Regions from separate parts of the Homo sapiens genome. Here region 2 is linked to region 1. A link is a loop called in an ENCODE intact Hi-C map of the cell type or tissue named here. Cell type or tissue: dorsolateral prefrontal cortex. All regions are shown on one strand. Each heading gives the region's core, and the rest is flanking DNA. Links, peaks and the distances in the headings are about the cores only.

Region 1 (16,031 bases), core at 4,718-8,717:
TTTAAAAAGATGTTCTTAGACATGCTATTTAAAACAGTGAAAAACTAGAAATCATCCAAGTATCCCTCAGAAAGAGAACGGTTATAAAAATTAGGATATATGAATAAGACAGACTTCAAAACAACAATTAAGAACATATCCAGAAGCCAGGCGTGGTGGATTGAGCAGAAGAGGACGGGAAGATCGCTTGAGCCCAGGAGTTCCAGACCAGCCTGGGCAATATAGTGAGATCTCATCTCAAACAACAACAAAAATCCACTGACAAATAAGAACAATTAATTTGGAAAAATGTAAATAAAGTTTTGTTTTTATTGTATTGTAGTCCTTTTTTCTTTGAAGTTACTTCAGTTCATGAAAAGGGTGTTTTCTTAGGTTGTCAATAAGAATGTTGTGCAAGTCAAAATCAAAACCTTACTAAAACTAGGAAAGAATAACTAGCTGGGCATTGTGGTTCATGCCGATAATCCCAGCTACTCAGGACACTGAGGCGGGAAGATTGCTTGAGTCCTGGCATTTGAGACTGTAGTGAGCTAGGATCATGCCACTGCACTCCAGCCTGGGCAACAGGGTGAGACCCCCATCTCTTAATAATAATAATAATAATAATTTACTATTTCATCCTCATCTATGGGTCTTTCATTCTATCAGAGAAGAACAGGAAATAGATCTGACATGGCTGATTTTCAGAGCCATTCTGATTATTACCATAGTACCTTGTGCTCTTACACATAATACCAAGCTAAACGTTAGATGATTTATTCCAGTTTCTTTCTAAATGCTGAGGTTAAAGCTGATTTTAAAATTCCTTTGCTTTACCTCAGGGCCTATGGAATTGAGGCTAAAGCCTCAGCTACAATTTCTGAGATCATGAAATTCTTAGACATGAGACGGGTGGCCTGATGAATACTAACTACTGTGATTTGACATTCAGACAAAATAAAAACTCTTATTTCTGAAGAAGAAAAGAGGACTAAGAAGATAATAAAAATCAGTTTTTCTTAACAGTCTTCCAAATTCCGACATCATTTTTATGACCTCTTGTGGTATTTTTAATGTGTCAATGATCACTGAATACAGCACTCATCACCAATCTTGCCACAGTAGTCCTCCTTTACTGTCATGTAGAATTGACTCTGCTACCCTGCCACCACTGACTTCAGGGAAGCACATTGACAGGGAAGCCCAGGACATCTTAGCCTTTTCCGAGTCTATCTAAAAGCAATAAAAAGCTTTTGAAAATGTAAGTAGTCTTATCGGTAAATTCTATAAATTACCTTTCACTTGAAGAAATTCCCACAGAGTTATGATCAGATAGTATCAAAAAAACCAATATAAGTGAAGTCAGCTACTGCAATGATTCTGCTGGACAAACACCAAAGTCTCATTAAAAATTCACCTCTCTGAACCTCCTCCCAAGAGATAATCAGTACCAGGATCATTTTCTCCTTTTCTCTTATATATGTTACCACATTAAAATGACACAATCCAGCTTGGTGAGTAAAAAAAGATTCAAGAAATATGGCTCCAACTGACAGCTTTGAAATCCAGGCACTTCAAAGTGTTTGAGATAATGGCATTTCCCTATGACAGGTGCTACTTTCCATAGATTTAACCTTCTTCTTTGCCACAGTAATTACTTTAGATCAAACTTCATTTTTAGAAAAAGCTGAAATGCATGAACTAATACAATAAATCTTTAAAATAATCTAAGTTTGTATGTGATCTGTGTTATGCCAGTTTTAGAGACTATGGGTATCATGCAGTTCCTAATAAAATGTGAGCATCTAAAAAACACTGAGTTTCTCTTCCATCCACAATGACATGATCCTGCCATAAACCTTTGCAGAAACATCACACCATCCTCTTGACCAGGAGCCAATTCCAATCTGAGTTTCACATTCTTATTGCCACACTCCAAGGACCCTCTACTCTTCATACTCTCCCACATAGGCCCTAGACTCTTCCCTCATTAGAATTTATCTAGTCCTCATTCTCTTTACCAGCCCATTGTTCCACCCTTCCTTTTGGCTCTCATACGTTATGTTCCTCCCACTCTCAGCTGACCAATCTTCCAACCTGTCATTGCCTAAATAACTTTGGAAATTAGTCTCCTTCATAAAAACTTTCCCAAGTAACTAGAAGTAAGGGGAATAGTCCAGTCAAGAGAACGTTAAGCTAATTAAACTAATGTACTTCCCTCATACCAATCACTGGGCACTGCTACATTCATGAACTATAAATACTTTTTTAAGTACTTTGATCCTAATGAATGTTCATTCTGCAATTGGTCACTTTAAATAATAAACACCTAGAGAGGAACAATCTTTCTGTATTCTATAGAACAGAACATGTTTCATATAGTCATTTAATAAACGTTCTTTTGAAATGGAGTCTCGCTCTGTCGCCCAGGCTTGAGTGCAGTGGTGCAATATCGGCTCACTGCAGCCTCCACCTCCCAGGCTCAAGGAAGTTCACGCAATTCTCATGCCTCAGCCTCCCAAGCAGCTGAGATTACAGACATTCACCACCACACCGACTAATTCTTGTATTTTTGGTGGAGACAGGGTTTCGCCATGTTGGCCAGCCTGGTCTCAGACTCCTGACCTCAAGTGATCTGCCCGCCTTGATGTCCCAAAGTGCTGTGATTACAGGCGTAAGCCACCACACCCAGCCTAATAAATGCTTTTTTATTGTGAAGGTAGTAAGAGACTTATACCCAGATCTCAATCTGGAGTCTTCAGTGTTCATTTCAGAAACTGAAAAGCAATGACTATCCATCACCACTCCCCACTTCCATGACTACTGTACAATCTCAACTTCATTGCTCTTGGCTCTCCTTTCCCTCAATTATATTTATTAATAAAAATAACCAGGCCGGGTGCAATGGCTCACAACCCGTAATGCCAGCACTTTGGGAAACTGAAGCGAGAGGATCACTTGAGCTCAGGAGTTTGAAATCAGCCAGGGCAACATGGCGAAACCTCATCTCTACAAAAAAATACAAAAATTAGCTGGGCATGGGGCACACCTGTAGTCCCAGCTACTTGGAAGGCTGAGGTGGGAGGGCCGCTTGAGCCTGGGAGGTTGAGGCTGCAGGGAGTTGTGATCTCACCACCGCACTCCAGCCTGGGCAATAAAATGAGAGTCTGTCTCCAAAATAAATAAATAAATAACCCAGCAGATGTCGATAATATTCTAAGATAACAAACTTTTAGTAACGTGAAGGAGGCAGCTGTAGCAATCTGGCTTTTCAACATTTTCCCTTTTGCTTATGCTTCCATTTTTAATTATTTAACTTATTTAGCAGCTATGCCAAGAGAGAGGAAGGTAAAATTTCGCCCCCACCGTACAGACAGAATCATGGCAGTTACATTTCAATGAAGCTTCTGAGAAAAAAAGCAATCTTCAAAAAATGCCCAAAAGAGCAACTATTTTTATATCCATACTATTTAGCACTCATGAGTTAAGAAATTAAGTTTCACTGGGCACAGGGGCTCAGGCCTGTAATCTCAGCACTTTGGGAGGCCGAGGCGGGTGGATCACATGAGGTCAGGAGTTCAAGACCAGCCTGGCCAACATGGCGAAACCCTGTCTCTACCAGAAATACAAAAATTAGCTGGGCGTGGTGGCGCAGGCCTGTAATCCCAGCTGCTGGGGAGACTGAGGCAGAATCACTTGAACCTGGGAGGCAGAGGTTGCAGTGAGTCGAGATCATGCCATTGCACTCCAGCCTGGGTGACAAGAGCAAAATTCCATCTCAAAAAAATAAATAAATAAAAATAAATTAAGTTTCACAAAGTAGTATCATTGAGAAAGAAATGGGATTATGAAGCTGATTAAGATATATGGTAGGCATACATCACTAGGATTTCAATATTGGCATTCATCATTGAGTAGGTTAGGGTATTCCTAGATATGTGCTTACCTAAGCAAACTGGTACCATTATTCAAAAATAAAATAGTCATACAGTAAATAATATGACTACTTTCAGGAGCTCTTCTACCATCCCCTCAACATCATTCTTCCTTTAAACTGAAGATGATAGGAATCAGAAGGAATTAAGACTGAATTTTTAAGATTTGAACAAGGATAGAAATAGGGAAATTAAAGGAGCTAAAAAAAAGAAAAAGAAAAAAAAACAACACAGAATGATGTGGTACGAAGTCCCTAAGCATGAGTGGGGAGAGAAGGCATATATAATGAGTTACTTTTGGAGAAGGTAGGCAGTGTTAACCAAACAGCAGCTAGGAGTACAACATTAGTGGAGGTCTGAAGCTCTTTACACAGTCAACAGCACTGGGCATAAAACATTTCCACATTATAAAATCTCAGGCAAGTCCTACTTTGAAAGAGATAATACAAAAACTGAGACTACAGGCTAACCTTAATCCAAATAGCCCTTAAGGATCAATGTCAATTATATTGGAAACATGTACAGAAAGCTCTTATGATTCCCCAATCTAAAATGAAAAAAAAAATCCCTTGCTTACATGCTATTTTTTAAAGTCAATTCAAGAAACTCCATCTAGTAAAAAATAATTTTGTCTCTAAAGCCAAAACCCAACTTTTGTATACTTAGTAAACATTTCATAAACCTAAAACCTGACCATTTTGATTATAAGTCAGATTCTAGAATTGCAAGAAGCATTGTCCCAAAAATGTAATAAGCAAAGGAATCACAGACTTTATCCCAGGGCTATGGAACTGTAACAACTTTGTCCTGTTTCTGAAGAATCCAGTGAGGAGTGATGGCAATTCCTCTGATTATGTCTTTATCCTGTCATCTATATCTCAGAGGCACTTTTTTTTTAATTTAAAATAAACAAAAAGTTAAAGTAATCCTTAGAGGTTCTCTGCAGTCCCCAGATATTAGAACTCAGTTTCTGCTTCAATATCCCATTAACTCCAAACTAGGAAAGACAGCTTAAAGTCATTTCCAAGGGCATCAAGAGATACTGTAGGATAGGCTTTTAGAGTGAAGCTTCTAACAGCCGTCCACATCACAAAAATGACCTAACTAGAGCCCAAAACAGAAGGAAGAGCCTTTTCCTCTCCAATTTTCACAGTCATTTTGTTTCTTCCAACAGAAAAGTCATTCTAGATGCTTTCACTTGCAGCAGTTCCTCAGGTTAGTAACTAGGACCCTTCCCATGATTGACTTCTGGCAAGGAACAAATGAGCCCCAGGCAAAGCACATGGGTCAGCAAACTTTTATAACCACTGTTTCCCAGAGAACATCAGCTTGGGGAAGGCCAACCAAGGACCTCAATGTCCACATTTACAATGTCAACTCTCCCTAACTCAGTGTCCTCTTCCTTCTCTTAAAAGATGCTGGGATGGTTTGCACCTTGCTTGGTGATTCCTGTGGTCAATGGCGCTCCCTCCAGGTGGGCTGCACTAATACTATAACCACCCTCTCCCCTCTAAACCCATCATGCTTCAGCAGGTTGCTAACACTCGTCACCATTATCACATCTATTACCCTGTGCAAGGTGAGGACCATGAGAGACTGACATCCCCGCCAATCCTTGGAGGCAAGAGGATTCGCCCACTAGTCTGGGACAGCTCTGCCTCGCCTTCATGGCCTTTTTCCCCACGGTGGCAAAGTCTATTAGATTCCTTCCCCAGGACCCTGATGGCATTCCTTTCCAACTCTTTTTCCAAAGATTACACTTCAGTTCTACTATTCCAGGGAACTTCCAAGTGAGACACCTGGCTCACTAGTAAAGCTTAGTTTTAGGTGACCCTGAATAACTAATAAGAAAAAGGATAAATCTATTGCAGTCCAGGCAAAGTGAACCTTCTTCAAAGTTCTAAAAAATGACTCTGGAGCAAGTCTTTCCATAATATGTTATTATCTACTAGAACTATAAAACCTGTTTAAGAATTTGTATGCTTAGCACTTCAGAAGGTACATATTTCTTCCAAACTTGAATAGTTACAAATTACAGGGCAGCACCTGTTTACAGTTGTATGGAACAAATGGAAAAAAGTAAGAGGGAGAAAGCATAGCATCTCTTGTGGAACTTTCATTCATTAGAACTTCAAAGCACAAAATGCATAGATTTACAGATTTACTTACAACCTTGACTCTGGCAAGCAGAAGCCAGCTTAGCATAAACTAGTTGGTGTTTACATTAAAAGAAATTATTATTTATATACTAGTAATTTCACAGTAATAGCAGTAGCAAAAAATAAGTAAATAAATAAATAATTTGTTTTCTTTGACACAGATGACCTCTACTGACCAAAGGATGAATCCAAGCCAGGATTTAGCCTTATAGTTATCCAAACTTTATCTCAAAGGCTATCTAGCCTAACAGTTTCTAATCCTTCAATTGCATTTATAAAATCTCCAAATCTTACTGTGCTGCCAAGGTTAGTGCTATCCACTTTCATTCAAATGAGTATCAAAAAAGTAATTCTTTAGACATTTCTCCAAAGAAGATCTACAAATAGCCAATAAGTACATGAAAATATGCTCAACATTACTAATCATTAGGAAAATGCAAATAAAAAATACAATGAAATACTACCTCACACCCACTAAGATGTCTATTATCAAAAAAACAAAAAATAACAAGTGTTGGTGAGGATATGGAGAAAATGGAACCCCTATAAACGGTAGGAATGTAAAATGATACAGCCACTGTGGAAAACAATACGGCAATTCCTAAAAAAAAAATCAAAATATAATTACTATATGATCCAAAGATTCTACTCTGGGTGTATACTCAAAACAACTGGGTCTCAGAGAGATATCTGTATACCCATGTTCATAAGCAGCATTATACACAATAGCTAAAACATGAAAGCAACCCATGTCAATCAACAGATGAATGAATATGCAAAGTGTGGGATATACATACAATGGAATATTATTCAGCCTTTAAAAGGAAGGAAATTCTGACGTATGCTCTAATATAGATGAACCTTGAAAACATTAGGCTAAGTTAAATAAGCCAGTCACAAAAAGAGAAATACTGAATAAATCCACCTATATAAGGTACTTACACTAGTTAAAATCATAGAGACAGACAGTAGAACGGTGGTTGCCAGAGTGTGGTGGGAGAATAAAATGGAGAAGTATTGTATAATGCAGTGGTCCCCAACATTTTTGACACCAGGGACTGGTTTCATGGAAGTCAATTTTTCCACAGGTGGGCGGGAGATGGTTTTGGGATGATTCAAGTGCTTTACATTTATTGTGCACTTTATTTCTATTATTATTACATTGTAATATATAATGAAATAATTACACAACTCACCATATGTAGAAGCAGTAGGAGCCCTGAGGTTTTTTTCATACAACTAGATGGTCCCATCTGGGGGTAATGGGAGACAGTGACACATCATCAGGCATTACATTCTCATAAGGAGTGCGCAGCCTAGATCCCTTGCATGGGCAGTTCACAAAAGGGTTCACGCTCCTTTGAGAATCTAATGCCACCGCTGATCTGACAGGAGGCGGAGCTCAGGCGGTAACGTGAACGATGGGGAGTGGCTGTAAACACAGATGAAGCATCACTTGCTCGTCCACCACTCACCTCTTGCCGTGTGGCCTGGTTCCTAACAGGCCATAGATCAGCACCAGTCCATGGCCCGTGGGTTGGGGGACCTCTGATGTAATGGGTATAGAGATTCAGTTTTACAAGATGAGAAGAGTTACTGGGGACAGATAGTGATGATGGTAGTACATTATGAATGTGTGTGTGTGTATTTATTTAGAGAAAGAAACTCACTCTGTCATCCAGGCTGGGGTGCAGTGGCATGATCTCTGCTCACTGCATCCTCGACTTCCTGGACTCAAGTGATCTTCCCACCTCAGCCTCCCAAGTAGTTGGGACTACAGACATGTGCTATCACACCCAGCTAATTTTTCTATTTTTCGTAGAGACAGGGTTTTGCTACATTTCCCAGGCTGGTCTCAAACTGCTGGACTCAAGCGATCCTCCAGCCTCAGCCTCCCAAAGTGCTGGACTTACAGGCATGAACCATCATGCCTGGACATCATGAATGTATGTATGTATGTATGTATGTATGTATTTATTTTTTTGAGACAGAGTCTCGCCCTGTTGCCCAGGCTGGAGTACAGTGACACAATCTTGGCTCACTGCAACCTCCGTCTCCCGGGTTCAAGCAATTCTCCTGCCTCAGCCTTGCCTCCCGAGTAGCTGGGACTACAAGTGCTTGCCACCATGCCTGGCTAATTTTTGTACTTTTAGTAGAGATGGGGTTTCACCACGTTAGCCGGGATGGTCTCAAACTCCTGACCTTGTGATCCGCCCATCTTGGCCTCCCAAAGTGCTGGGATTACAGGCATGAGCCATCATGCCCAGCCACATGAATGTATTTAATACCACTGAACTTAAAAATGATGACACTTAAAAATGATTAGGCAGGAGAATCCCTTGAACCAGGGAGTCGGAGATTGCAGTGAGCTGAGATCGCGCCACTGCACTCCAGCCTGGCGACACTGCGAGACTCCGTCTCAAAAAAAAAAATCAAAACAAAACAAAAAAATGATTAAAATGGCAAATTTTATATGTATTTTAGTACTATAAAAAACTGAAAAGGCCGGGCACGGTGGCTCACATCTGTAATCCCAGCACTTTGGGAGGCCGAGGCAGGCAGATCACAAGGTCAGGAGATCGAGACCATCCTGGCTAACACGGTGAAACCCCGTGTCTACTAAAAATACAAAAAATTAGCCAGGCGTGGTGGCAGGTGCTTGTAGTCCCAGCTACTTGGGAGGCTGAGGCAGGAGAATGGCATGAACCTGGGAGGCAGAGCTTTCAGTGAGCTGAGATCGCACCACTGCACTCCAAGCCTGGGCAACAGAGTGAGAATCTGTCTCAAAAAAAAAAAAAAAAAAACTGAAAAAAGATAGAATTCTTAACTATGTCTGTGAGGAATCTTTAAAACTACTTATTTAAAAAGAAAAAATAAAGAAAGAAAAGATGCTAAATAGAACTTAATTCTGACAAACCAGAAAGAATAGGTTGGTGTTGTAACGATAACAAAACTCTAGGAAAAAGAAGAAGAAGCCTATATAAAATTCAAGTATTTAATCACACACAAAAAATTAACACTGGTCATATCAGGCATACATATTAAAGTTTAAGAGTTTTAAAGTTTTTAATAATAGATTACAAAAGTTCAGAGAAGAATCAGATATAAGCCAATGTCCAGAGATTGTAAATAATAATAATAATTTTAGCCCTAGAAGGCTGAAAAAATCAAAACTAAAAGAAAAGGAATAAAAGGGAGAGAACTCTAAATAAGCCAATATGGATGGTCAAGGAACTCTCTGAAGCACCCAAACTTTAAAAGATGTGTTCAAAAGATAGATGGAAAATAATCAGATGGCCAAAGCAAGACATGCAAAAGACTGGCAAATACTTTGTTTTTTTTTTTGAGACAGGGTCTCACTCTGTTGCCCAGGCTGGAGAGTGCAGTGGCACAGTCATAGCTGGAACTCCTGAGCTCAAACTATCCTCCTGCCTCAGCCTCCTGAACAGCTAGAACTACAGGTGTGCATCACCACGTCCAGCTTTACAAATACTTACAAAAGAATATCTGGAAGGTGAAGGCCCAAAATGAGCTAAGGCTCATGAAAAATATGGAGGGCAATATTAACAGCGCTTCTTAGAGGCATAGAAAGTGAGGAGAATAAGGGTGTGGTAATTGTTTAAAAAATAAAGCTAGGTAAGAGGATAGAGAGGTATATTTTATTTTTATTCTTTTGAGACAGGGTCTCGCTCTGTCACCCAGACTGGAGTGCAGTGGCATGATCTCAGCTCACTGCAACCTCCGCCTCCCAGGCTCAAGAGATTCTCCTGCCTCAACCTCCCGAGTAGCTGGGATTACAGGCGCGCGCCACTATCGTCTGGCTAATTTCTGTATTTTTAGTAGAGACAGGGTTTCACCATGTTGGCCAGGCTGGTCTTGTACTCCCGACCTCAAATGATCCACCCTCCTCGGCCTCTCAAAGTGCTGGGATTACAGGCACGAGCCAACGCGCCCAGCCCCGAGAGGTGTACTTTAGCTAGTCAGTGATAGCCTTTCTGAGAAGGTGGCATTTGAATGCAGACCTGAATTAAATGAGGGTGCAACCCATGGGAGAAAGACCCTGCAAGCTGAGGCGATAGCAAATGCAAAGGCCCTGAGTTGGCAAGATGCCTATGTGAGAAACAGCAAGAAGATTAGGGCTAGAATGGAGGGAACAAGGAAAGAGCAACAAGAAATAGGTGGAAAGATCTGACTCATACTTTGAAAGTGTTACTCTCGCTACTGTAGAAAAGAGACTATTGAGGGATAAGCATGAAAGGAGACGGACCTGCTAGGAGGCTACAAGTTCAGGACAGGAATGAACTCTCATTTCTAAAAAAGTTTGAATCCCCAAATCTATACAAACTATACCTCAGAGTACTGAAAAAATGTAAAGATGTGTGGTTCATACAACCACCCTCAATAATTTTTTACAACTTATAAAAAACAAGAGTAGTGCCAGAAGCCTGGAGTTAAATGTTTTTCTAAGTTTTCACAAATGGAGAAAAGGAAAGGCAAATTTCAGAAACTAGGAGTCAAAACAAGCCTACTATGAACAAAACAAGCCCCACTGGCTTTATTTCCTCTAAGAAAGCATCAGCTGTTTCCAATTTTTTCATATTTCCTTACAGTACCTATTCCTATGCATACCTGATTTTTCAGTTACAATTATAACATAGACATGTTTTATTGCCTAATTATTATAGATTTTACTATATTACAGACATTTCTCTGTGTTGTGACTCTGACATCAGTTTTTAAATAACTACAAATTGGGTCAGGCATGGTGGCTCACGCCTGTAATTCCAGCACTTTGGGAGGCCAAGGCAGTGGGGATCACAAGGTCAGGAGTTCAAGACCAGCCTGGCCAATGGTGAAACCCCATCTCTACTAAAAGTACAAAAATTAGCCAGGCGTGGTGGTGCACACCTGTAGTCCCAGCTACTCAGGAGGCTGAGGCAGGAGAATTGCTTGAATCCGGAAGGTAGAGGTTGCAGTGAGCCGAGATCGCACTACTGACTCCAGCCTGGGAGACAGAGTGAGACTCTGTCTCAAAAAAAAAAAAAAAAAAAACTACAAATCAAAGGCAACAAGGAGACAAGTTAGTAGACGCATAAAATTTTCAGGATATTTTTGCTTATTTCCTGAACTATATTCATAATATTATTTAAAATACAAATCTGACACCAGTTAAGTTTTGGGTCGCAGTAAGTAATGCCAGGAAAATTATTAAATAGAACATTTCCCTTTTTTTCTTTTCTTTTTTCTTGAGACAAGGTCTGGCTCTGTCACCCAGGCTGGAGTACAGTGGCGCCATCTTGGCTCACTGCAACCTTCACCTCCCAGATCTTCCCACCACCGTCTCCCGAGTAGCTGGGACTACAGAGGTGAGCCACTACACCTGCCTATTTTTTGTTTTGTTTTGTTTTGTTTGGTAGAGACGGGGTTTCACCATGTTGTCCACGGTGGTCACAAACTCCTGGGTTTAAGCAATCCACCCACCTCAGCCTCCCAAAGTGCTGAGATTACAGGCGTGAGCCACGGTGCCTGGCCTGAAATAAAACTTTTCTTATCAGGTGCAAATAATATTTTAATAAAAATGGAATGTCAGAAATCCCAGAACCCTTTCACAAAGATGGCTAGAGTTAATATTTTTATTCTATAAATTCTGGAGAAGGACTTTATTTCTCTAGGCACATAAGTCACAAACTGGCTATGATAAAATATAAAAGTAGAAAGAAAAGAGGGAGAGTAAGATTTATTTGTAGCTAGTTGATATTTTCTACTTTTGATCATATTAATTCATCATAGTCAAGGAACACAACCCTTTATTACCTTGCAGTGGTAGAAAAATGTGTTGCATCTTCCAAATGTCCTTAGGCCAATCACTTTGCATTAAAATCCTAATAAACACTGCCTTCTTTCTCCTCTTCTAGGGTAACACATGCCATTATATTTCAGTTTTGCAATGTTATGGTTGAGACAACCTTGCAATCAATAATGGTTTTACATACCAAGGAACAAAACGAAATCATTTGAAATTGAAAAACAATATAAGTAACAGATAATTCTTGTTAAAATGGCTGTGTAGGTTCATACTTTGAGGTCACACACCCCAACACATACAAACTCCTGCACCCTTCACACAACAGCGATAGATAAAAAATTAAAAAAATTCTTAAAAAAGGAAAATTATAGCTGCCATATTAGTTAGAGTTCAATTGCAGGTATAAAAAAACCTCTAATATTTTAAACAGGATCAGATTTAATATTTAGGTGCTAACACTTAGATGCTAATAAAATAAATGTAAGAGTTGGAGGAGGAGGTTATAAGCTAGACCTTAAGGAATGTAACTCAGAATCCACACAGAACTGGCCTGCCAAAGGAACTGCCACCTCTGCCACCATCGGAAAGCTTGAGGAAGCAAGGCACTCCTGTGCCAAGTGCTGGCTACAGGATCACACCTCCTTAGCCACAGTCCAGGAATTCGGTAGCCACCAGTGTGATTGCTGTCTCCAAGAACATACTGCCTTAGCTTCAGTTAGATCAATAAGCTCCCACCAGAATTGCTGGCTCTGAGGAATGCAGCCCATGGCTGCAATTTGGGGATTAGAAACACTGTAAACGCCAAACCACTGGATCTGCATCAGCAAAATGAATGCTCTGTGCCCTACCACCCTCTCCCCACTGACTCAATTCTGAATTCAAATCTCATGCAAGTAAATATGATTAATGGAATCGGAATCATATCAGGAACTCTAGAGGTAAGGAAGCCTAACTAGTACTTTTTACTTTCCAGTCACTGTAGCACAGGAAGGCATACCAGAAGGAGGTTAAAACAGATGCTAAATTAGCCCATCTATCATACATGCCATATCCATCAAAATGACAATAAATTATATGATTATATGATAGTAATTATTTAGAATAAATATTTCCAAGGACTATAAATGGAACAGAAACAGAAAGCAGTCAGTGAAGCCTAATGGGTTCCATATCTGAAAGCAAGCAAAGATGGTCAGGAGTTCAACTTCTGTAGGTCAATGAAAATTTAAGGTGTCTCACTTAAGGCAGGGGACTGAGGCCAGGCACATTGCTTAAAGCCAGGAAGTGGGCAGCACTCCAGAAATGACACTGGAAAAAGCAGTTATGTCATACTGTACAATAAAACAGGCAGGAGGCACCAAAATCTAAGCCAGCCACTTGCTAGCTCAGTGGCTAGATATGTACTATTTACCATTATCACAATGATCAGAAATCTGAGTTACCTACAGGAACCAGATGGAGGCAACCACAAAACTGATAGGCTGGGTAGGATATGATGATATTGGTTAACAACTGTCATTCGAGTTAAGCTTTCAAGCCAAAATTCCAAATACATGAAAAAAATTAACACCACGATTACCAATAAAATCAACTATTTGGTAGATGAATTCACTCAAGACAAAATGAAAATAATAAAACAATCTGAAAATGACCTTAAAATAAGTATTTAGAATTCTCAAAGGATATAAAGGAAAAATAGCCATAAAACATAGAGATTCAAAGTGCAATCTCAGTACCAATCAGGATAAACATAAATAAATCACACCTAGACATATTATAGTGAAACTGCATAACATCAAAGTGCCATAAAGAAATATCACCTACCAAAAAACAACAATTAGACTGACAGCAAACACTTCATCAGCAATAATGGATGCCTTGAAGATAGTGGAGTTATAAGTTTAAAATGTTAGGAGAAAAGAACTCTCAAGCTAGGATTCCATGCCCAGCTAAGCCATCATAAAGAATGTAGGCAAAATAAAAACATTTTAAAACCTACAATGACCATGTTACACTAACAGACTCTTAGTAAAGAACTGATATATCATAGAATATACTTCAGAAAGAAGAGCCCAAAGAAGGAAGCAAGACAGGTTGGTGGTCACAGAAACTGATAAAATTTATTATCAAATGCAACCAATTACAGATTATAAATAAATTATGATTAAAAGTGATTATGATGAAAAGAAAAGTGGCAACATGGATGAACCTTGAAAACATTATGCTAAGTGAAAGAATCCAGGAACAAAGCCACAGATTATATAATTCCATTTACATAAAATGTTCAGAATAGACAAATCTAAAGAGACAGAAAGTAGATTACTGGCTGCCTATGACTGGGGCGACAGAAAAGAGAGTGGGGAGTAGGCCAGCACTGTTGGTGAGCACAGGATTTCTTTTAAGGGGGACAAAACTAAGGGGACAAAAGTGTTGTAAAATTAGATCGTGGCAATGGTTGCACAATTCTGAATATACTAAAAAAATGACTTGTACACTTTAAATGGGTGAATCGTATAGTATGTGTATTGTATCTCAGTAAAGCCATTTTAAAAAGCGGAACTAGAAAGGAAAAGGGGATGTTCAAATACACTAAGATCCTTTTAAATTTTGATAGAAATTTTTATAATTATTTATGAATGTTAAAAACTTAGAAATAACAATTACAAGAACAGAAACACCATCTATAGCTCCCCCTCTCTCTACACACACACACACACACACACACACACACACTTTCTTTCATCTACTAAAAGACAGAGTCTATGAGACTAAGTTAAAAAAAAATCTTATTGAGAAGCCAGAATAGAAAAAGAAAAAAATCACAAAAATAATTTTTTAATCCAACTATACACTGCTTATGAGACATGTCTAAGCCAAAATGATGCAGAAAGTTTGAAAATAGACAGTGAAAAATATATCAGGAAGGTGCAAAAGAAAGCTGGTATAACAACATTAACAGACAAAATAGAACTTAAGATAAAAAACAAATTTGGAATAAAAAAAGACATTACAGGCCAGGCATGGTGGCTCATGCTGTAATTCCAGCACTTTGGGAGGCTGAGGGGGCAAGATCACTTAAGCCCAGGACTTGGAGACCAGCCTGGGCAATAAAGTGAGACCCAGTCTCTACAAAAAAAAAAAAAAAAAAAAAAAAAGACATGACATAATGATAAAAAAGAATACTCTTCAAAGAAGCTATAATGAATGAAAGTATACAATTAATAATATAAGCTCTCAAATGCATATGAAGCAATGGCAGATACAATTAATAAGGAGAGACTGACACAACTAGTCATGATGGGAGACTTTAATACTGTGTTACCAGAAACTCACAGACTAAATGGACAAAAATTCCCCAAGGATACAGCAAATCTGAACACAACAGTAAGTCTGATCTTATACATATACATATATACACATAAATATATACACATATGCAATACATGTCTGTGTCTATGTATATATCCACATACATATATGTGTGTATACATATATACACACATATAGATATAAAACTGTGCTAAACAGAAAAAGAATATACAGTGGCTTTAAGCACATAAGACATTTATAAAAATTTACTATTGTCTCAAAGATAGTATCAACTAATTTCTAAGAATAATATACTAATCACATTATGCACAATGCAAATTAGAAATCAATAATAAAAAGTAAACAGAAATAATCATATATAGAGAAAATAACGTACTAGAAAAACTCATAGGGAGGAAATCTAAATAGATATTATGAAATACTAAAACTGAACAACAATGAAATTACCATATAAAAAACTTTGTAAAAATACAACTAAACGTGTAAAGAGGGGTAGTCAAGAAGATAATAAAGATACCCGTTACCACCACTTCTAAACAACATTGTTTTGGAGGTCCCAGACAATACAATAAAGCAAGAAGAAAAATAAAAGGCACAAGAATTAAAAAAGAAATATCAAAAATGTCATTATTTGCATGCTATCATTGCTCTCATAAGAAATCCAAGAAAGGCCAGGCACAGTGACTCGTTCCTGTAATCCCAGCACTTTAGGAGGCCGAGGCAGGTGGATCACTTGAGCTCAAGAGTTGGAGACCAGTCTGGGCAACATGGCAAAACCCCAACTCTACAAAAAATACAAAAAAAATTTAGCTGGGTACAGTG
Region 2 (16,031 bases), core at 5,437-9,436, 57 kb after region 1:
TGACAACTCACTGCAGCCTCCAACTCTGGGGCTCGAGCAATTATTCCACCTTAGCCTCCCAAGTAGCTGGAACTACAGCAGCATGCCACCACACCTAATTTTTTTTTTTATTATTTTTGGTAGAGACAGCGGTCTCACTATGTTGCCCAGGCTGGTCTCAAACTCCTGGACTCAAGCAATCTTCCCGCCTCAGCCTCCCAAAGTGTTGGAGGCATGAGCTACTGTGCCCATCCTAACCTTTTTACATTTTTTTATTATGCAATAGTTATAGATACACAAAATTGCAAAAAATAGTAAGGAGATGTCCCATGTGCCCTTCACCCACCTTCCCCCAGTGGTAAAATCTTACATAACTATAGTATGTTATCAAAACCAGGAAATTTACATTAGCACTGAAATTTAATTCACATACCATAAAATTCACCATTTTATAGTATACAATTAAATGGTTTTTAGTATGTTCCCAGAGTTGTGCAACCCTCACCACTAACTAACCACCTTTTAAAGTCATCATAAGCTGGGCACGGTGGCTCACACTTATAATCCCAGCACTTTGGGATGTTGACGTGGGAGGATTACTTGAGTCCAGGAGTTTGAAACCAGCCTGGTCAACATAGCAGGACTCTGTCTCTACAAAAGAAAATTTTAAAAATTAGCTGGGCTTGGTGGCATGCACCTGTAGTCCCAGATACTGGGGAGGCTGAGACAGGACTGCTTGAGCCCAGGAGTTCGAGGGTAAAGTGGGCCAAGATCATGCCACTGCACTCCAGCCTCAGCAACAGGGCAAGACCGTGTCTCAAAACAAAACAAAACAAATAATATCACCATATCATAACTCTCAAAAATAGAAAACATGATGGGTTCATTTTTTCACCTATTTTGCTCAAGCTATAGGTAACTTTACATTTGCTTTTTTTTTTTTTTGAAACGGAGTCTCACTCTGTCGCCCAGGCTGAAGTCTAGTGGTGCGATCTCGGCTCACTGCAACCTCCATCTCCCAGGTTCAAGCAATTTTCCTGCCTCAGCCTCCCGAGTAGCTGGGATTACAGGTGTGCGCCACCATGCCTGGCTAAGTTTTATATTTTTAGTAAAGACAGGGTTTCATCTTGTTGGCCAGGCTGGTCTTGAATGCCTGACCTCATGTGATCTGCCCACCTTGGCCTCCCAAAGTCCTGGGATTACAGGCGTGAGCCACCACACCTGGCCCTACATTGCTTTTCTTTTTTTTTTTTTTTTTTTTTCTGAGACGGAGTCTCGCTCTGTCACCCAGGCTGGAGTGCAGTGGTGCGGTCTCGGCTCACTGCAACCCCCACCTCACAGGTTCAAGCAAATCTCCTGCCTCAGCCTCCCAAGTAGGTGGGACTACAGGCACATGCCACCATGCTTGGCTAATTTTTTGTATTTTTAGTAGAGACGAGGTTTCATCATGTTAGCCAGGATGGTCTCGATCTGACCTCGTGATCCACCCACCTTGGCCTCCCAAAGTGCTGGGATTACAGGTGTAAGCCACCGCATCAGGCCCATTTGCATTATTTAATAATCATTTTTTCAGAGCTAATACTTTTATTCATACACATCTACAATCAACATATATTAAGCCCCTTGGTGACACCTTAGTTACTAGCTGTACAAAGATATCTCTGCTCTTCAAACAGTTCACAGTACACTGAGAGACAGACATGTGAGAAAATATTCACATTTCATTTTTTGAGACGGAGTCTCGCTCTGTCGCCCAGGCTAGAGTGCAGTGGCATGATCTCGGCTCACTGCAAGTTCCGCCTCCCGGGTTCACATCATTCTCCTGCCTCAGCTTCCCCAGTAGCTGGGACTACAGGCGCCTGCCACCACGCCAGGCTAAATTTTTTTTTTTTTTTTAGTAGAGACGGGATTTCACCATGTTAGCCAGGATGGTCTCGATCTCCTGACCTCGTGATCCGCCCACCTTGGCCTCCCAAAGTGCTAGGATTACAGGCGTTAGCCACTGTTCTGGCAAAAATACTCACATTTCAATATGGTAAGTGCTATAAGTCCCCCAAGGCACTGCCCAGCAACAATGGGGAGGGAGTCTACCCTGGAACAAGAAGGCTGGTGATCCATGCAGTGAGAAAAGGTGCATACAGAAGATGAGACAAGACAATGCTGGAAAGGGGGGTAGCAGAGAGATTATGGAGGGCCTTCTGTGCCATGCTAAAACGCTCCTGTTATCCTGTAGGCAATGGGAAAACCATGTAGGATTTTTAAAAGATAAAATATTAGAGGTGCACTTGGGAAACATGTGAAAGATGTGAATGGGCCCACCACTCCACAGGAAGGTAAAACCTACACAAGTTGGTCCCCACATCTGGCAAGGGCAAATGGGAAGCCAGAGAATAGAATGTGGTCAGCACTAAATAGTTAGTGGCCCGTCCAGCAGAGGGTTCTATACCCAGCACCAGTGCACTGTGGCAGAGTATTGTGCAGTGAGGTGTTCACTATGACTCATTGATTGTTGAATATTTTAAATGTCACCCCCACATGGAGGCCAGGCCCAGAGGGCTCCTTTAAACCATTAAGCCTCTACCATCACACACAGCTACAACAACAAAAAATAGATCTCAGCCGGCGCGGTGGCTCAGGCCTGTAATCCCAGTACTTTGGGAAGCTGAGGCAGGTGGATCACCTTAGGTCAGGAGTTCGAGATCAGCCTGGTCAACATGGCGAAACCCTGTCTCTATTAAAAATACAGAAATTAGCCAGGTGTGGTGACTTGAGCCTACAGTCCGAGCTACTGGGGAGGCTGAGGCAGGAGAATCACTTGAACCCAGGATGCGGAGGTTGCAGTGAGTCAAGATTGCGCCACTGCAGCCTGGGCGACAGAGCAAGTCTCCGTCTCAAAAAAAAAAAAAAAGATCTCCAATGTTCTTTCATTATCCTCAACCTGCTTCTCCAGATTCTCCCTCCAGATTCGTCCAGGTATTTCTGCTTAAGGCTCTCACTCCAACCCCTCTGTTTCTCTGTTTTGATCTTTTGTTTCTCCATTTAGTCAATCATTTTAATTCTCCCTCCACTCTAACTTCGGCTGTCTAAAGTAAGGCTTTACTGGCCATGGAAAGTCCACCTCCTGCCATCATGTCTACCCATTCCTGAAGCACCAGACCTGAAGACATAGTAGACACAGAGTCACATTGGGTCTATTAATCCATTAAGAAATTATTACCAAAAAAAGTTAATAGAAAACTCTTAACATATAATACCAATCCAGCTAAAGCCCAAGGTTTTCAGGAATCTTTAGGTTGGAGTTTCAAGATGTCATTTTATACAATACAGATTTCCATTTGTTTGTACTGCCTCAATTAACTAAATATACAACACTCTTAAGTTTAAAAATGAACTTAAAGTACACATATCACATTATGCCTTAGTGTACATTTACATACACTATGAATGCACCTATTTAATACCTCTCACTACCAAGAGAAGGTGTGACCATCACACAAAGAATCTTACCAGCAAAGGTATAACTAAGCAGTGATGGCAATTAGAAATGGTGATAAAAGACTCTATTAAATGAGAGGCTAATAGTATAAATTAGCATAAAGCAAAGGAGATAATAAGAGATGAACAGAAGGGCTATCTTGTTCAGGAAAGATGGCAAGAAATAAAATTGTGGAATTCAGAAAGTGAAAAAAAAGTAAAATTCTTCCACTTCTTTTGTCATTGTCTTTCAGCCAGAAAGTAGCTTATGTGAGATAAATCATTAGTAAAAATAGTCCATAATATTTTATAATGACACACTGAAAGATCTCATTTGCAGCAAGATAGTATATCATTATATCTGTCTCTTTAAAAATAATCAGACTGACCAGTATACCCAATATTACAAATTAGAATATGGGTAATATCTCCTTACCATAAAATTAGAAAACAGTTTATAGATGTACAGTCTGTAATGTGGCTATTCATTTAAACAAACTTTTTAAAATTATTTAAGATAAATTTAAAAGTAAGCAAAGAAAGTATTAAGTTTTCAGATTAGCTGTGCTGCTTAGTTGGTTCAGTGTTTTATGTTCTGTAGCTACACCAAGCAAACTCCTCTCCTGGTTTTTTTAAAACCTATTTCACATGTACTAGAATCTGAAGCTGGGCATAGTTTGAAGAAGTTGCATTCCAGTACTGGGACTTCCTTATGTTTTTATCAGAGTTTCACTGCTCAACAGCCAAATTTCTTTTGATAGTATAACTTCCAAATGGCCTCCCGAAGAGCTGAGGGGCTATTCTGTTAGACAGATAAGTGTATACTGAGAAATTGCAGGCTTAATATGCCTTATAACATTCCAGGCATCATTGCCAATCCATGGAGTCCTTCTGACCTACAAACCTCCAATTCCATAATAACTTTGGGGCCTTTAGAGTCTTCTAGAGGCAAGGCCAGGCATGGTGGCTCACACTTGTAATCCTAGCACTTTGGGAGGCTGAGGCGGGTGGATTGCTTAAGGTCAGGAGTTTAGAAACCAGCCTAGCCAACATGGTGAAACCCCTTCTGTACTAAAAATACAAAAATTAGCTGAGCGTGGTGGTGCATGCCTGTAATCCCAGCTACTCAGGAGGCTGAGACGCAAGAATTGCTTGAACCCAGGAGGCAGAGGTTGCAATGAGCCGACATCATACCACTGAACTCCAGCTTGGGCGACAGAGTGAGACTCTTATCTTAAAAAAAAAAAAATGCTCTAGAGGCAAAAAATCTAAAAGAGGGCAGGCTAGATGCTTTCTCCATCTTAAATTACCTCTGGAAGTACATGAGATCCTTATGTGAATTCACTAATTCTGCTTTCTTGTGTTTTTTGTCTGTTTGTTTGTTTTGAGACAGAGTTTCTCTCTTGTTGCCCAGGCTGGAGTGCAATGGCGTGATTTCGGCTCACCCACAACCTTCGCCTCCCCAGTTCAAACGATTCTCCTGCCTCAGCCTCCAGAGTAGCTGGGATTACAGGCATGCGTCACCACACCCAGCTAATTTTTTATTTTTAGTAGAGACAGGGTTTCTCCACGTTGGTCAGGCTGGTCTCAAACTCCAGACCTCAGGGGATCCACCCACCTCGGCCTCCCAAAGTGCTGGGATTACAGGCGTGAGCCACCGCACCCGGCCTTTCTTGTGTTATGATCAATGTTCTTACCTGCTTGGTTCAAGTCTAACAAAACAAGAATCTTAGTGGCACCTCCTGCCTAGAGTATTTGGAATCCTTTGGAAATCCTGAAGCCAACTTTTCCACTCAGTATCCTCAAAATTAGACTGAGGCCCAGACTACAGGCCCTTGGGTTAAGTCAGGGTGTAGAGAAAAAAGGCTCTGCACCTGTCTGGAGGTGAAGGATAATTTGCCTGACTAAGGAGTGCCTGGATGGAGTACCAGACTATGAGGGTTCCTAATGATTTGGCTTTTTCCTGCTACAAGTTCACTGAAAGTGGCCAGACATTTGAGTGTGCCCTAGGGCATGCGGGTTTGATGTACCACTATTTATTTCAGGTCTTGGGCCTGTGGGCCTTTGCTAATTTTTCTGGCTCCCACAATACCACTTCACAGCAAGCCCCCTTAATCTCTCCAATAAAGTGGAGTGTCCGTATTGTCAGTCATCCCCTATTCATCAGTCTTTAGACTATCCCTTCTTTTTCTCCTTTTCCAGAGCAAAATAACCTATTAGCATTGGCATTCTGCCGAACACTGATTGCCCAAATGCCGAACAGTGCTTTCTTGGAGGTTCCCATCCCCAAAGCTCTAGCCTGGCATTGTGTTGAGTGCTAAAAGTACACCCTGTATAAGGCTGGGAACTTCGAAGCTGTCAGGGGTTCACTGGGGAATTCAGAGACGCAATCCTCGGTCCTCAAGAGAAGCTATTTTTGGTGGCCACTTAGGTTTGGGAACAGAGATGCTGAAATGTGCCTTTTAGGACTCCATGGGTCACATTTCTTAACTGTTAATGCACAATTGGGGCTGCACTGTATTCATCAAAGGATTTTCAAACATCGGCTAAATGTTACAATTTGATACCCTCTTTTTTGTCAGATGATTAAACTGATCCTGAAGAGAAGAGTCCTCTTGGAAATAAAATTCATATGTAGTTACTGCAGCCACAGAATGAAGATTGAAATCTGAATCCACCTTTTCTTGACATAATGCCATTGCTTTGTGAAGAATCTTAATTTGTGTTATACAATTTTAGAATTAGATTTAATTCAACACTAGCTTTATGCATTATTAGTTTAGATTGATTCCTCTCTGCATGTCAAGTATGATTGAAATTTACTGACAGGAATTTTCCCCAAGCAGATTTCTGTTGTTTGACTCAACTATACCAGAGTAAGTCAGATAAACATACTAAAGAAAAAAACTAAAGACTTTACATTTTTAACTTTTCCACTTAGAAGTAGTCTGCTGTTAACTCAGCCTCTAATGCTCTTTACGCATCCCCATGCCATTTTTGCTTTTGGCAATTTTTTTTTTTTTTTTAGGAGACAGCGTTTCCATCTGTAGCCCAGGCTGGAGTACAATGGCACAATCATAGCTCATTGTAACCTCAAACTCCTGGGCTTACAAAATCCTCCCACCTCAGCCCCCTCATGTAGCTAGGACTACAGGTATACACCAACATGCCAGCCTAAATTTTAAATTTTTTGTAGAGACAAGGTCTTGCTATGTTGCCCAGGATAGACTCAAACTCCTGGCCTCGAGGGATCCTCCTGCCTTGGTCCCCCAAAGCACTGAGATTATAGGCATAAACCACAGTGCCTGGCCCTGCTTTTGGCAATTTTTCATAACCTGGTTCAAATTTCATCTCCTTTGAAAAACAATTATTAATTTTGGAATCCCTCCCCATTTCCCAAACTCCAACCCAAATCTGCATTGCCACAACATATCCCCTTGTCTTAGCTCCAAATTCCATGATGCTTTATAGTTTGTTATTTACGTGTTTGCAATCCCTAAGTTGTAAGCCCTTCGACAACAGGGGCCTTGACTTTTCCTTTCCCCTAGTGCGTCAAGTTGTGAACAAAATTTATTTTTAAAAAATATACAAATATACAATAATCTACTGTTTTTAGGTCAGGAGAGACAAAAAATACTAACCAATAAATACAACAGCATCAAACTGGTATAATGACGCACTGCAGAATCTTTAGACTCCTACCCACTTGAAAATAGGTATGCATATCTGTAGACAACCTAGCATTTACCTTGCAAGGGAAGAGAATCTATTAAGACAATTCAGGAATAAATCAAAAGTTAGAAATGTGAGATTCCTTCTTCACCTCTCCCTCTCCCTCACATTTTACATCCAGTCAATCAACACTTGTCCATTTTACCTACTAAATATCTCTGTAACCCAGTAGTAGTGATTCTCAAACCTCAGCAAGCCTAAGAATCACCTGGAAGACTTGTTAAACAGACTGCTGAACTCCATCCCCGGAGTTTTTGATTCACTAGGTCTGGGATGGGGTCAAGAATTTGCATTTCTAACAAGTACCCAGGTGATATGGATAATGCCTATCTAGGGGCCATACTTTGAGAACCACTGCTTTATCCAATCCCTTATTTCATTTTCCATGCTTTGAGAGGCCTCACAATTTCTACTGAAGGAAAAGGGCCCCTGAATTGTGACATAGTAAAATGACTCAAATGAGGCATAAGAATAGCTAGATTTGGTCCTGATTTTGAATGGTTTTTCTTGGTGGGCAGTGGTTGTCTGAGGCTTTGAACTGATCTTTAACACACAGGAATGAGTTCTAGGCACTTCTGGAGTGGTCCAGAGCACCTCTAAATACGAAGCAGCAGATGAGGTCATGGTAATTCGGGGAGTCAGAAGTGGAAGGGTGGGGGGTTGAAAGCTATAATCACTGTCAAAGGGGTGTTTTCTGTAGACAAGTGAATGGAGCTATTGTACACAAACTCAGTGGTTGCCAAGCATGTGGCCCAATTATTTTGCCTTCATGAGCATGGCACGGAAGGATCTCTTTAGAGAACTTGATTCACACAAGTTTGTGTTTAGTCTAACGGTAGCAGGCAAAAGCCTGGGGAATTTGAACCTAAGAGTCTTTACAAGTTCCTGCCTCCCAAATCTAGGATATGATACTAGAAAGTTGGTAAGACCACAAAAGTAAAACACAATCTTTAGAAATAATACAACAATTACAACTGTTGAAAGACCAATATAGGGGCCTATCTTGGTCAAAATGTTGACAACAATAATGAAGATCACATGTTGACCTTGGGAGGCAAAAGGTCCATAATTTAAATTTCTCTGAGACAGTTTTAGCCTGATGGAGAAACTGGAGGTTGGGAGTATGTGAACTTAGACCCTCTGTTCCCCCTGGTTTATCTTTGGCTCTACCTGTATTTACAGTGCTTGTAAAAGTCAAGACTTTTTTTTTTTTTTTTGGGACAGAGTCTTGCTCTGCCACCCAGGCTGGAGTGCAATGGTGCTATCTCGGCTCACTGCAAGCTCCACCTCCCGGGTTCAAGCAATTCTCCTGCCTCAGCCTCCCGAGCAGCTGGGATTACAGGCATGTAACAGCACACACCTGGCTAATTTTTGTATTTTTAGTAGAGACGGGGGTTTTACCATGTTGACCAGGCTGGTCTCAAACTCCTGATCTCAAGTGATCCTCCCACCTCAGCCTACCAAATTGCCAGGATTACAGGCATGAGCCACCATGTCTAGCCAAAAGTCCAAAGAGTTTTATTGGTCACCAGGGTCTAGGGTCTTAAAAAGGAATGGAAGACCTGCTTCATTTGCTAGGATAGACATATGAATTGGCGATTTGCTGTCTTAGGGGAAACACCATTCTCCCTGCAACATGGGAATGGAGATGCTTTAGTACCCTTCAAATTTCCCAGCTGCATAAGAAAACCACTGAGGTGGTTGGCCTAAGCCCCAAAAAGTCAAGACCAGAAAACAGGGGCAACAACCATCACCTGGCCTCCAGGAAAGCAGCACTGTCCTTCCTGGGCACTACAGAAGTGAGAAACAGAAGCTATAAGGTTGCTGCCAATCCTCCATGATATTCACTTCTTTAGTACAAGCCTTAACTAGACACATTTGAGAGACGAGCAACTCGCAGAGTCAGACAGGATGTTATAGATGAGGCTATCAAAGGTGAATTCAACTTAAAATAGATATAACTAGAAACAGGATGGGAAGCATGGTCCACTTCCTCTTGGAGCAAGAGGTGAGAAAATGAGGCTGTGAGGAGGTCTGTCTCCTCTTTTATGGGGTACTAAGGGGAAAAGTGTGAAGGAAACTTCTGTAGCTATGGTGATCCCTACATCCAAAATCCTAATTCTGGCAGAACTCTAACACTCCATGAAGTACTGCATCACACAGTATTCATTTGATCTAAGCCCTCTAAACTTGCAGAGATGGAGGCAGGGGGACCTGAAAGTTTTGAAATCCTAAGAGACAAACCAAAAAGTCATAGGAGCTATACCAACTGGCACTCCACTAATTCAACAAAGGATAATTGCAGAAATTGACTTCATAAATACCTCAAAGACCTCATAAATACCACACTAACATACTGTACTTCTCACCCGGGAGAGGGGTCACACAGCAAAACGGTTTGTAATGGAATGGATTAAAACTATAAAGAGTTATACAGGTGTTAGAACTGTTTATTGTTTTCAGGAATAAGAAAATTTGAAGTGAAGTTAACATAGCAATCATGTAGCACAAACAAATTAGAACAAATATTTATTGAATTAAAACTATGTAAGGCATCGAACTAGATGTGATAATTCTTAGGGTTTATGATTTATAGCTTTCTCTTAATCTATTATAAACTCTAGAGTGCCTGGCAAGCACAGGGCTCAATACATTTGTTCTCTCCCTCCCTCTCTCACCCTAGCTACCACAGCTACTAAGTGGTTGAGCCACAATCAAATCCAAATATTGGTTATACTATGGAAATGCCCCTGCACACACATTCTATTTATGGTAGTATCTTATTTAACTGCACAATTTAACCTGGCTGCTTAATCCATTATTTTAATATGTCTCTCAGTAAAATCAAATTCATTTCTAGAGTAGCTCACCTTTCAGTAATCACAAAAAACTGATTAACATTTCTGACTTGAAAATAGGTATTTTTTCAACACATATTTCTATTAGAAATGTTGCAATATATATTCTCATAATTTATAAACTATTATAAGCTGAAAGATAGTTCAAAATCTATTCCTGGCCGGGTGCAGTGGCTCATGCCTGTAATCCCAGCACTTTGGGAGGCGAGGCGGGTGGATCACGAGGTCAAGAGATAGAGACCATCCTGGCCAACATGGTGAAACCTCGTCTCTACTAAAAATACAAAAATTGGCCAGGCATGGTGGTGGGTGCCTGTAATACCAGCTACTCGGGAGGTTGAGGCAGGAGAATCGCTTGAACCCAGGAGGCAGAGGTTGCAGTGAGCTTAGATTGCGCCATTGCACTTCAGCCTGGGCAACAGAGCGAGACTCCACCTCAAAAATAATAATAATAATAATAAAATAATCTATTCCTTATAAGCAGGGCATGGTGGTGCACTTCTGTAGTCCCAACTACTTGGGAGGCTGAGGCGAGAGAATCACTTCAGCCCAGGAATTCAAGTCCAGCCTAGGCAACATAGCAAGATCCCGTTTCTTAAAAACATAAAAATTCCTTAGGATATTACATGCCTAAGCACGTAAATGACTCCTTCAGTATACTGAGTTCAAAGATATTAGTTATCTTTTCATTTTTTAATTTTCCCTATTTTCTCCAAATAACAAAGTAAGCTGATAAATGTGGTAAATATATATATATATATATATATATATATATTATATATATATATATATATGTATCTCCATAAATGAAACAGATGAATGAAAAACAGATGAGTAGACCAGATCTGCATTTACGAGGAAATGACCTTCAAAACTGGCAGGGAGCTGTTAACAATGTTCTTCACAGGGGAGCAATTATACTACAACCCTCCTATGTATACTTTCATTTCTCATGGTCTACAAATACATTTGCATATCAGAAAGAGTGAAAGAATAGTCTGGTAACTGTGGCAACCTTCATTGAAAAGATATAAGGCATTTTCATTACCTTAATAATTACATCCTAAATGCCAGATCGGAATAAATGCTGCATTATGAAAGGATAGACAAATACTTTGACAGAATTTCTTATAACTGAAATTTACCAAATGGAACTATCATGACTCCAACCCAGTGATACATTTCTGATTCTGTAATATCCTAAGTAGTCTCTGATTATGCTAAGGCAGTAAAATCATTCTAAAATAGATACTTTATTTAAACAAAAATATGGCATACAACACTTTAAGGAAAATGAGTTCAAATTATCACCATAAAATATACAGTGCTACAATGCCTAAAATGTTGGGAATATTGCTTAACCTAATAAGAAGTTCACAGATCCTTTCCATACTGATTTAAAAGATCCTATGCCCAGTATTTAACAAATAAGCACATGCACATATACACACACACTCACTACAGAAATGCATGAAGGGAAAAGCTGATAAGAAAAGCTCAATTTCTAAATGTTCAAAAAAGCTACATGCAGAAAATGTTAATTTCATATAAGATACTGTCTTTTTGCTACATTTCCTCACATGGGTAAAAACAAAAGCAATTCGCCAAAGTGATGCCAAAGAATGACAACATTACATATACTTAACAATCCCTGTGTTCTTTAGATTCCATGCAAAAATCACAATGCACAATCATTAACATGTCTAGACAGTGGACACTTACTACAGTGTGGCCATATTACACCAAGCTTAATTTTTTAGGTGGCCTAGATATTTTATAAAATTAAATTGTAATAATGTAAAATGAGAGCAGTAGGAAAATAAGTACAGCTATAGTGGGATATAGCAAGCACAAATCCAATAAGTCCTATTTAACTCAAAAATATTTTTTTTCTAAATGGTAATAAAAACTACCCACAATTATAATACCAATCAAGCAACCTCAAAGGTTCCACTAACTGGGAAAAAAATAACTATTTGCCTCACTGCAATACTTTAAAACCACAAGGTTAACAATCATTTCTAGCGAAATGGTGATGTGAATTGTGTTTTATTTGTATTCTACACCTTGGCAAAAGTTAATGACCTGCCTCGGAAATTATTTCACATACCCCAAAAGTATTCTTAGGACTTATAAAGTCTAAATCTCACACTCCCCTTGATATGCTATTGGATAAATGCTTTAAATTTTAAAACAAAAGGATAAAGACTTTTAAAAAGCTCTAGACAATATACTCAAATGGTGAAGATATCAACTCAATGTATTCTCATACCCCAGCAAAACAAAAAAAGCAAAAAAAAACTGGACATGGCACAATGATACAATAGGAACAAAAAGTAGTATTCCACTCATTCAGCAAGGAAATAATACAGAGCATCTCTCTATCATATTCAACTACAAAAATCCTTTCACTTGATGGCTAGCATCTTTATGACTGCTTAGTCTGTATTTAAGTAGCCTTAAAAAGAGATTTTGTGCTCTTTCTCTACCCTCATGGATCTTTGGCAGCAGTCAGCACTTATGCCCAGAGCTGGTTTCGAGGGGAGGGAGAAAAGGGAAAGTGAGGAGAAGGCTGAACTGAGCACGGAGTCAGCAGAGACCAGCTGCTCTCATACACTACCCAGTGTCTTTCTCACACACCGCTATTTTCCGCGATTGAGCACTGTCAGCAAAAATAAATAAATAAGGAGGCGGGGGGCAAGAAGACACTGAGGGTAGGACCCAGGCCGACAGTTTTTGTCTGTCACATCTGAGCCAGAAGCCTCCTCCTGTTTTCCTGCTGCAAAGGCAAAGGATCAGGTGAGACCCCTCTGGGTCCAGCTCAATTAGCTTCTCCACAAAGAGCAGCTTCCGGCGATGAGCGCAGGATCCTCCTGGCTGATGAACTAAACACGGGAGCATTGTCAATGTTTTCAATCTCTGACTTTTTCATAAGGGAGGAGAGAGGGCTGTGACTGCATTCCCGGGAAAGACTACTACTCCTGACGTGCACACAGCAGTAGCGAAGGAACATGAGCAAGAGGTTGTAAAAATCCCTTCAAAAATACCAGGTTCTGAAAGAAATGCTGTTGAGCATTACCGTATTGTTGGCGTTTTTCCTAAGTCGCCGATTCTTCCTGGCCACTTCCAAGCCCCAAATCGCTGGGACTTGTTGCTAAATCTTTACCTCACGTCCCCTAGAACCGCCCAACACAATAAAATTTGGGGATCAAAAGGCGGGAGGGGGCCTAAATCTCTAAAACCCAGAGGACTGGGCTTCCTTCAATAGGCCACTCCGCATGGGCTGCGCGTTCAGTTCTACCTTCTGAAAGCTCTGACTCACAAATGGTGGGGGGAGGAATTATGACATAAACCATTATCCTTCCAACCCAAGAAAGATAAGAAAAGCCAGCCATACGTCCTTGCCCGGGCAGAGAGCCAAAGCCTGCGCCCCCGACGGGGCGGCCGGGCTAGGAGCCTACCGCCCTACCCGCCTCCCTCCGGGCGCCCCGGAAAGGTGCACCTTACTCGGGCGGGCTCGAGGAACCAGGACGGGGCGCCCTCACCCAGGGAGAGCAGGGTAGGACTTAGGGGTGTGGGACGCGGAGACTCGCCCCGCGGCGGCGGTGACACACCGGGTGCCAGGGCTCCGGCAGGGGCTCCGGTGAAGACGCCCTGCACTAGGGCGGTCCGCCGCAACCAGGAACGGACAAAGCACGGCGCTGGGGCTGGGGCGACCCCTGGGCGGCGGCCGCCGCCGGCCAAGTTGACCAGACTTGGGGGACAAGGGGGTCCCGCGGGCGGGGCGGGGCGGCGCGGCGCTGACCTGGATGGTGCAGGTGTACTCGCTGTCGTCCAGCAGCCGCACGGTGCAGCTGTACTCGCGCTCCAGGCTCCTGCTGCTGCCGCTCATCAACCTGCTCAGCATCTTCCCGCCCGCCCGCCCGGGAGCGACGCGGCGGCGCTGCGGACCCTGGACCAGGCGTCCCTCAGCCCGGCAGCTCCGCACCGACCCCAGGCACCTGCACCATCACCCCGGCCCCGTCGCTGCCGTTGCCTCCTGCTGGCCTCGTTCCTCCTCCTTATCCTCCTCCTTCCCTCAGCCGCCACCGCCTCCCCCCAGCCCAGATCAAGCGCCGGGCTCTGTCTCCTCGGCGCCCCAGTGCCCGTGCCCAGCTCGCGGGGCGGGGCCTCAACTGGAGGGGGCCAATGGGGGTCAGCGCGGCGGAACCGAGTGGCAGACCGAAAAGCCAATCGAGATAGAGTACTGGGATGATGGGCGGGATAAAGAAGCAATCACAGAAAAGCAGTCGGACCTAGTCAAGCCGGAGCAGCCCTCTAGCGTCCCAAACGAGGGGTTCCTCTCCGCCCCGTGGTTCCTATGGATGCTGTTTCCCCTCCCCCGGGCCAGGTGTGAGCACCCAACTGGATTGATGTCTGCCGCCTGAAATACACTTGATCTGCGTTTCCGAAGCCAAGCCTCGCACCCTGCAACACCGCGGTTCCCGCCCTCTTGGGAGCCGGAGCGAGGAGGCGGCAGGGTGCTGGATCACAGTCCCTGCACCTGCAGAATGCGGATACCTCTCGCTCCAGATAGGGCGACTGCCCCCGACCTGTGCTGTACCCTAAGTTGGCCCGTCTGGCCTCTGTGCTCCAGCCCTCTTATTTTGGGAAACAGGAGCTACTTAAATAAAAGCTAAAGGGACCTCAGAGGTTCTGAAGTACCCAGGTTTAATCCCCTAAAAAACCCTCCACTCTAACACCCTTTGCCTCCTTTTTATTTCAGAAGACAAAAGGAGACTGCTCCTTCAGCTGGTAGGGAGCAGAGGAAGCAATGAATCTTCTCCTTGCACTTTTAGAACTGGAAATTATGTCTTCAGACTTTCTCAATAGAACAACATAGTATGTCAGGAGGTATACATCACAAAGAATTGTCTCCTTCTCTTTGTCACCCCAAATTTACAGACTTCAAGGTTTTTTACCAGAACTTCAATAAGAGATATTCTCCCTCAAAGATTTTTGATGTGAGGAAATGTTATAAAATAATTATGTCGGCCGGGCGCAGTGGCTCAAGCCTGTAATCCCAGCACTTTGGGAGGCCGAGGCGGGCGGATCACCTGATGTCAGGAGTTCGAAACCAGCCTGACCAACATGGTGAATCCCCGTCTCTACTAAAAATACAAAAAAATTAGCCGTGCATGGTAGCACGCACCTGTAATCCCAGCTACTCGGGAGGCTGAGGCAGGAGAATCGCTTGAACCCAGGAGGCAGAGGTTGCAGTGAACCAAGATCACGGCCATTGCACTCCAGCCTGGGGGACAAGAGCAAGCCACCGTCTCAAAAAAAAAAAATAATCGTGTCAACATAGAACATTAATGCTGTAATAAATATATTAATTTAAAATAATGAAATAGGCATAATTTCCTATTACTTTCATTTGCACTGTTCTTGTTTATAGGTATAATGTGTAACAAAAATGAAACTCTACATTAGCCTAGAAAACTATCCCGCCTTTAAAGTATGCTTCTTCCCTAGTGTCTTTGGATTCCAATATTTTCCCCAATTTTTTTTTTTTTTTTTGCATGGGGAGATTCATTCTCTTTCATTCTCTCTCTCTCTCTCTCTTTCTCTCTCTCTCTCTCTCTCTCTTCCTCCCCCTCTCCCTCCCCCTTTTTCTTTCTATCACCTTAGTAACCTGGACTGCTCTTAATTGGTTGCATTCTCCTTTGTGGCATTTAATAGCCATAGGAGCAGGATTCTCTTTTCAATGCAATTTGGATGGAGTTAGTTATGAGTCTAGAACTAGTAAGTCAAGTGTTCCAGGCATAAAACCAGGCATGCGCTCCACTACTTTGTAGCTTCAGCAGGTAGTCTGATGCCTGAAACATAATAGGTATTCAATAAGTGTTGAACTGAATACAAAAATTAGCCGGGTGTGGTGGCATGCGCCCGTGGTCCCAGCTACTGGGGAGGCTGAGGCAGGAGAATCGCTGGAACCCGGGAGGTAGA

Evidence for each region. Peaks named below come from ENCODE experiments on the same cell type or tissue, not always from the same donor. Only the 100,000 strongest peaks of a DNase experiment are listed, where the experiment ranks them.
Region 2: it touches region 1 in a loop (3-fold over the local background); 5 of 110 quality-filtered maps call a loop at or near these places.

The regions. Positions count from the first base shown.
Region 1 is chr15:44,124,719-44,140,749 of GRCh38, forward strand. All of the region lies in intron 1 of FRMD5 (FERM domain containing 5), which reads right to left. Among named protein-coding and RNA genes, the nearest start is that of FRMD5, 63 kb to the right of the region's middle. In dorsolateral prefrontal cortex, for the core only: a CTCF peak has its summit at 6,253; no DNase peak of the experiment used is centred there; H3K27ac peaks cover 1,857 bases.
Region 2 is chr15:44,181,105-44,197,135 of GRCh38, forward strand. It overlaps FRMD5 (FERM domain containing 5), which reads right to left and starts at 14,167. Exons shown (of 14, transcript NM_032892.5): 1 at 13,849-14,167. The coding sequence starts at 13,950. RefSeq lists silencers at 13,498-13,557, 13,668-13,717, 15,952-16,031 and enhancers at 14,051-14,552, 14,553-15,052, 14,568-14,667. In dorsolateral prefrontal cortex, for the core only: no CTCF peak of the experiment used is centred there; DNase peaks (open chromatin) are centred at 5,726 and 7,907; H3K4me3 peaks cover 2,266 bases; H3K27ac peaks cover 4,000 bases.